Regions from separate parts of the Homo sapiens genome. Here region 1 is linked to region 2. Evidence: chromatin contacts called from ENCODE Hi-C or POLR2A ChIA-PET data. All regions are on one chromosome and are shown on one strand. Each heading gives the region's core, a stretch centred on a gene start or an enhancer-like site at or near the end of the contact. The rest is flanking DNA. Distances are from core to core; before and after follow the strand shown.

The links. Hi-C counts contacts between places; a loop is a spot of excess contacts on that map. ChIA-PET counts read pairs that join two places held with the same protein, here RNA polymerase II (POLR2A). Pooled maps may share reads with other maps.
Region 1: a pooled map shows a loop between it and region 2 (2.0-fold over the local background). The contact joins the enhancer-like site here to the promoter of PSRC1 in region 2. A Hi-C loop is called at or near these places in 1 of 50 pooled maps. POLR2A ChIA-PET finds 5 or more read pairs at or near these places in 2 of 52 experiments (A673 and activated naive CD4-positive, alpha-beta T cell).

What each region holds. Positions count from the first base shown.
Region 1 is chr1:109,132,214-109,136,018 of GRCh38, forward strand. All of the region lies in intron 1 of ELAPOR1 (endosome-lysosome associated apoptosis and autophagy regulator 1), which reads left to right. Among named protein-coding and RNA genes, the nearest start is that of ELAPOR1, 20 kb to the left of the region's middle. Within about 2 kb of position 1,804, at least 14 of the 41 ENCODE cell types and tissues checked have a DNase peak (open chromatin) inside an H3K27ac peak, as active enhancers do.
Region 2 is chr1:109,281,895-109,285,612 of GRCh38, forward strand. It overlaps PSRC1 (proline and serine rich coiled-coil 1), which reads right to left and starts at 1,251. Exons shown (of 8, transcript NM_001032291.3): 1 at 1,169-1,251; 2 at 786-842; 3 at 624-681; 4 at 1-166. The coding sequence starts at 804. RefSeq lists enhancers at 1,620-2,345, 1,713-1,762.

The DNA of each region.
Region 1 (3,805 bases), core at 554-3,053, 150 kb before region 2:
CTCAGCTCACTGCAACCTCCGCCTCCTGGGCTCAAGCAATTCTCCTGCCTCATCTTCTTGAACAGCTTGGATTACAGGCATCCGCCACCACATCCCGCTAATTTTTGTATTTTTAGCAGAGATGGGGTTTCACCATGTTGGCCAGGCTGGTCTCGAAATCCTGACCTCATGATCTGCCCACCTCGGCCTCCCAAAGTGCTGGGACTACAGCTGTGGGCTACCGCACCCAGCCTGCCAGGCATTATTTATAGAGAGCTTGTAGTCTAATGGGAGAGGTACATATTAATCAAATCATATAAGGATAAAATGACAACTTTGACAGTGCTACAAAGAAAGGTACATGGTGCAATGAGAGCACATATTAGGGGATTTGACTTAAGCCAAAAGTTCAGGGAACTCTTCTGAGACAATGATAACTGAGCGAGGCCTGAAGAATGTCCAGAAGTAATAAGCCATGCAAGGGTAGGGATCAGCACAGGCAAAGGCCCTGAGATGAGTACAAAGGACCCAAGGAAGGCCAGTGTAATGGGAGGAGCAGAGACAGAAGGAAGGAGACCACAGTTAGAAATAAGGTGGGAGAGGAAGGCAAGGATCAAACCATGAATGGTCTTAATTAACTAATGAATTAATTGTGCCCCTATCTACAAGGACTTCGGTTTTTAGGAAATACCTCCGTCAAAATAGTAAAATCTAAATATAAAATAAAAATTATGGCAGAAAAAAATACAACTTAGGATCAGGTATGGTGGTTCATGCCTGTAATCCCAGCATTTTGTGAGGCCGAGGCAGGAGGACCACTTGAGTCCAGGAGCTGAAGACCAGCCCGGGCAACATGGCAAAACCCTGTCTCTACAAAAAATATAAAAATTAACCAGGCATGGTGGCTTATGTCTGTGGTCCCAGTAACTTGGGAGGCTGAGGTGGGAGGCTCCCTTGAGCCTGGGAGGTTGAGGGTGCGGTGAGCTCTGATTGCACCACTGCACTCCAGCCTGAGTGACAGAGCAAGACCTTGTCTCAAAGAAAAAAAAGTACAACTTAGAATGACAAATGCAGAAAGAATCATTACATGAATATATGAATGCTATATAAGCAAATGGACTGGAAACTTGACCCTGAGCTTTCTAGTGGCCAAAGTAGAAGCCAAAAAAAAAAAAATTAGAATATGTAGTGCTCACAGCCCATGAAAAAAAACATGGGAAAATCATTTAGCAGGCAGGTGCAACAGAAAGATGTACTGATGGTCTGTCTGTGGCATGAGAATGGAAAAGACAAGCAACATTAGAGGAAGACATTGCAGAGAGATTCACCAATTAGTTACTATGGTTACTGAGACTGTAGTATCTCCGGATATTATCTCCCAGTATCTACCGAGATTATTATGGGATCAATGATTATTATTTCTCCATCATATATGTGTGAAGTAGAAGTGGAATCTATCTTATTTTTTAGGCCAGGGTAATTTTCTTTTGTCTCAAATTGGAATAGCAGGGGATATGTTTAATTACTGTCTATGAACCATTATAGAAGTTGGCACTACTTAGAGTGGGAGGAAATAGATAGCTTGTTTATCAGTGGGCATAAAAATAAAGAAATGGCAAGATTTGTCCTGTTTCCTCCTGTGCCTGCTAAAAAGCAGAAGGATCATCTGAGGCCTTCCTGAAAATTAGGGAGAATGGCATCCTGTCTTAATTTCTTCCACCAAATTTCACTTTTGGATCCAGGCCATTTCTACTTTGGCAAAGTGTGAGGTGCTAATGTGGACTCCTGTTCCCAGTGATGTTGCGCCAGCCTGGCCCAGGGGAACTGTCAGTGCCTGGTCATGGGTGGGCGGAAGTGGGAGGGGGCAGAGGAGTGCTGTTAACACTTTCAGTACTGTATAAAGGAGCACTTCCTTTTATTCCTTGTAGCAGAAGCCACCTGAGAAAGTGAACTTAGGCAAATGGCTTGTGCTTGAGTGTTCTCCTTTAGATTCTGTTCTTTTCTCCAAATCCACTCCTGCCAGCCTCACCTCTCCTTTTCACAGTGGTCAATATCACAGTTTCCCGGAGGAAACATTGAAGGCGACTCAATGGCACTGCTTCCTCCTATTGCCATAGCTTTGGGTGTTTTCAGATTTTACTCTGCAAAGCCTCATAGGTTCTCCAGGTGGAGCCCAATGGTGAAGCCCTGGTGTGGGCTTCTTGACCTCACAGGGCTGTGGGCCTCTCCCCTCTGGCTGGCATCTGGCTGCTCTCTTCCGCCACCAAGACCCCCAAGAAGAAAAGTAGCTTCCTCTAAAACCAGGTTATTCCTGCAAAGCTTAGTCCTGGCCCTCTGTGTAACATAAAAAAGAACATCTGTCCAGTGAACAGCCAGCTTTTATGGCAGTGCCCCGTTGGCCTACTGATAAGAAACCGTGGCTGCTCAGGCGGCTGCTGCACCTGCTGCTTTTGCCGTTTCTTTCCTGCTTGTGTAGATAAAGCCCTGCGGAGCTGAGCTGGTTTCACCTTCGTCATTACAACTTTGAAGCCCTCTGGAGGCTTTAACAACATCTTGCCAGTCTTATCCTAGAGAGGACAGCTAGTTCTCCTTGCTAGGTGGGAAGGCTGAAGCTGAACTTGGGAATTCTCATCAGGGCTGCCCATAGGAGGTCTCATCATTTCCAGCAGAGGAAAGAAACTTGAAGAAAGAATGGATTTAAGTAATTGCCTCCAGGCAGTCTTCTCTCTCTCCTCCCTCTCTTTAAAAAAAATCATGGGATCATGTAATTTTTCAGCATAAATAATGGCAATAATGGTTGGAGGACAAGGTAAGATTTCTGGAAATCTGGCAACTACGCAGGTGACTCAAAAGAAAAAATAATGACCAAGCTAATCTTTAACTCCACACCTACTCTTGCCTTTTCCCAGGCAGCTTCCTGGTTTAGAGCAGGGTTCCCAAACTGCAGTAGGTATCAGCATCCCCTGGAGGGCTTTCTAAAACCCAGATTGGTAGGCCTACTCCAGAGATTCTGATTCAATGGGTCAGTGAGAGAGGCCTAAGAATTCAAATTTCTTTTTTTTTTCTTTTGAGATGGAGTCTCGCTCTGTCCCCGAGGCTAGAGTGAAGTTGCGGGATCTCGGCTCACTGCAACTTCCACCTCCTGGGTTCAAGCGATTCTCCTGCCTCAGCCTCCCCAGTAGCTAGGATTACAGGCACGTGCCACCACACCTGGCTAATTTTTGTATTTTTAGTAGAAACGGTTTCACCACATGACCAGGCTGGCTGGTCTCCAACTCCTGGCCTTGCGATCCGCCCACCCTGGCCTCCCAAAGTGCTGGGATTACAGGTGTGAGCCACCGTGCCCAGCTCCAAGAATTCAAATTTCTAACAAGTCTCCAGGGGCTACTGCTGCTGCTGCTGCCCCCACAGGTCCTGAAACCACACTTTGGGAACCATTGGTTTAAGCTTTATGGAAAGTACAAGAGCTTTGAAGAAAGGCAGGCTTGGGTTTCAATCCTAAATCCGTAGCTTATATACCAGCTGTGTGACTGGGGGCATATGACTGAATATCTCTTAACTGGTTTCTTCACTTTTAAAATGGGGGAAATCATATCTACTCCATAGAGTTCATTGATTCTACAAATCCTGCAGTGCCAGGCCCTGAGCTGGGTGGTGGGACGAGACAGTCTTTGATGTCAAGGATCTCTGGGTGGATATGAAAATTAAAGAGATAAAATGTTCAAAGTCCAAGGACCATGAGGGATGCCCAATAAACATTAATTTTATTTCCTTCAAGGAGGTAACATGATTCTGCTTTTCTTTTCTTTTTTTCTTTTTTTTGGTC
Region 2 (3,718 bases), core at 1-2,500:
GGCCTCATCGAGGATCTCCTCCAGCTTCTCTGGACTGAGGGGGCCTAGGCTGAGCCTCACACCCTGGGGGGCAGGTGCCACTGCATTTGGGTCACTTCGGTGGGAGAGGCCCCGTCGAAGTGGTTTCTCTGGAGTCACCAACACTGTTATGTCTTCCTCCTCACGGCTGAGACAGGAAACAAACCAGGCATCATGCCCATGCAAAAGGGAACAGGAGATTATGCAAGGGAGACTGCATAAAAGCCCCACAACAGAGCCAGGGACATGACCCTAGGCCCCGATGCCCATGCTGGCTGTGAGATGTGGCCTCTGGGCGATGAGATACCTGGTTCTATGGGGCCTAATAGGCCTTTAGCATTTACGGACATCAGAAATGATGCCAGGATGGAGATGCAGCAAATCCACTTATCCTTCTTCTTAACACCCTGAAATCTAACTCCAGCTTCTCCCTTCTCTCCCCGCTACCAATAGTGTCATAGAGGCCCGAGTCAGCCAGCCGCCCAGCAGCCCCAAGTGCGCCAAACCTTGCTAAGTTACCAACCCAAGCCAATAATTCAGCAGTAAGGGATTCGAGACAAAGAGGTACTGTTAGAGGAAAATAAGTGGGATAAAGAGGCTGGTACCTGTCAGATGGTGACAGCCCCCCAAAGTCCAAGGTCTCATCCACAATAAACCTTACATCTGAAGGGGAAAGAAGAATGAAAGCCAGTCATGGGTCCCTGATGCAGCTCTCCATCGCTGGGTCTCACTCCTCCCTTTCATTCTTCCCTCCCTCCTTTCCTTACCTTCCTCCAAATCCTCCATGTCCAGCCAGCAGGAGCGAGAGTCCAGTTAGATCTGAGCTGGAGAGAAACCATACCTTTCCTCAGGTATCCATTCTGCCCAAGGCTCGCAGCTAGATTCAGGGTGCAAGCCAGGGTCGGGGGTCATGCTGGAGGCAAAGCAAGCGCCCAGGAGTGGCACCTCCCGCACAGCTACTCCTGCTACCTCCGGGAACGATACGGAGGGCTCCCCCAACTGCCCAGATTGCCCTGGAGCCGCCCTGCATCCTGGCCTCTCCTCACTGGGGGCGGCCTGCACGCCCCATCTTCCTCCCCGCCACTATCCTCAGGGTTCTGCACTCCCCAAGCCACCTTTCCACTCCCCTGGCATCACACGCGAAGCACACCTCCAGCCCACCCTGTGTCCACTTCCCGCGCCGCCTTATCTTCCACGCAACAGGCTTTCTCCCGCAACCTAGTCCCGGGAATCAGCTCCGAGGGGGCGGGGCTCCTTTCGAATCTCTCAGGCCCCACCTACTCAAGCCACACGCGCACCGTGATTGGTGAATCCTCAGGGGGAGGGGCTGAGGAGCTGCCGGCCGGAAGTCAGCCGGTGGGGGCTGGGGGAGAACCGTTCCCAGAAGACTGCATCCCGGTGGCGGAGCCGAGGGTTGAGGCTGCGAGTGCGCGTGCTCGCGTGCGCGGAGACTCTCTTTCCCGTAGGCAGATGGGAGCAGAGCGCGGCTGGCCAGGAGGGAAGAAACGGACCCACGAGTATGGAACTCGCGCCCCGCCCCGCTCCCTCTGCTGGGCCGCCGAGCACCCAGTCTCCAGAACGGTTGTGCTGCCTAACGTGGCCGCTAACCGACGCTCTACGGGAGGAAATTCGTTTTCTTGGGCGCACTCAATATGCAGGCGCCGCATTGGCCGAGGTTCCTCAGTTGTGGGTTTTTTCCAAGTTAAGGGAGCACCTAAACACTTATATTGTAGGTATATTGAGGTTCTCTTAGAAGTACATCCTCCATCGCCTCTTCAAGAACCTGAGGCAGCTGAGGTGCAAAGAAAGCAACGGGCTTTTCACGCAGGCAGGCTTAGGTTCAAATGCAACCCAAGTTTAACTGACCTCAGAACCCAAGTTTCGGTTTAGAGGCGGCTGCCTTGAGTATATTTGCCCTCTTTTCACCTCTCTTCGCTTATCTGTGAAAGGAGGATGTTGGTCCTCGCAGTTACGGTGTTACGAGGATAATTATGAAGGCGTTTTCTACCGTGTGCCCTTAGGGGATTTAGAGGGGGTGTTTGTAAGTAGCCCCCTCTGAACTAAAAGCAGTATTTGTAAAATGCTTAAACCAACTTGTTAGGAGTGTTGTCTCTGTTGTTTCTAAATGTTGCCCGGGCCACCAGTGAACTTGTCAGAGGCTTCAAACCAGAACGACTCCATCTGGAATAGAGGCTGGGTAAAATAAGGTTGAGACCTGGGCTGTATTCCTAGGAGGTTAGGCATTCTAAGTCACAGGATGAGATAGGAGGTTGGCACAAGATACAGGTCACAAAGACCCTGGTGGTAAAACAGCATGCGGTAAAGAAGCCAGCCAAAACCTACCGAAACCAAGATGGCGATGAAACTGACCTCTGGAGGTCCTCAGTCCTCATTATACGCTAATTATAATGTATTAGCATGCTAAAAGACACTCCAGACAGCATCACCACGGTTTACAAATACCATGGCAACATCAGGAAATTACCCTACATGGTCTAAAAAGGGGAGGAATTCTTAGTTCCAGGGAGTTGCCTACCCCTTTCCCGGAAAACTCATGAATAATTCATCCCTTGTTTAGCATATAATCAAGAAATAACCATAAAAATGGCCAACCAGCAGCCCTCCGGGCTGCTCTGCCTCTGGAGTAGGCATTCTTTATCCCTTTTCTTTCTTAATAAACTTGCTTTCACTTTATGGACTTGCCCTGAATTATTTCCTATGCAAGGGCCAAGAACCCTCTCTTGGGGTCTGGATCCGGACCCCTTTCTGGTAACAACAGGAGGAGACAGCAGGTCCGCACAAGATACAGATCTCAAACATCCCTCTAATAAAACGGTGCAGTAAAGAAGCCGGCCAAATCTGCCAGAAACCAAGATGGTAAAGAAAGTAGGCCAGGCGCGGTGGCTCACGCCTGTAGTCCCAGCACTTTGGGAGGCCGAGGCGGGCGAATCACGAGGTCAGGAGATCCAGACCATCCTGGCTAACACGGTGAAACCCCGTCTGTACTAAAAATACAAAAAATTAGCCGGGCGTGGTGGCGGGCCCCTGTAGCCCCAACTACTCGGGAGGCTGAGGCAGGAGAATGGCGTGAACTTGGGAGGCAGAGCTTGCAGTGAGCCGAGATCGCACCTCCGCACTCCAGCCTGGGCGACAGAGTGAGACTCCGTCTCAAAAAAAAAAAAAAAGAAAGTGACAGCTGGTCATCCTCACTGCTTATTATATGCTAGTTGTAATTCATTAGCATGCTAAAAGACACTCCTGCCAGCGTCCTGACAGTTTACAAATGCTATGGCAACGTCTATATGGTATAAAAGGGAGAGGAGCCTTCAGTTCCAGGAAATCATGCTCCTTTCCCAGAAAACCTATGAATAATCCACCCCTTGTTTAGCATATAATCAAGAAATAACCATAAAAATAGCTTACCAGCAGCCCTTGGGGCTGCTCTATGGAGTAGCCATTCTTTTATTCCTTTACTTTCTTAATAAATTCACTTTCACTTTACTCTGTGGACCCGTCCTGAATTCTTTCTTTTGAAAGATCAAAGAATCCTCACTTGGGGTCTGGATGGATCAAGACCCCTTTCCAGTAATAAACTGAGCTCCTAGAAAGGTTCTGAATATTTAAAGTGAAAAAGCCCTAAGGGAATGGTTGAGGAGCTTTCTGGTAAACAGAACCTGAGCTTTAGTCCTCAGAGTTCATG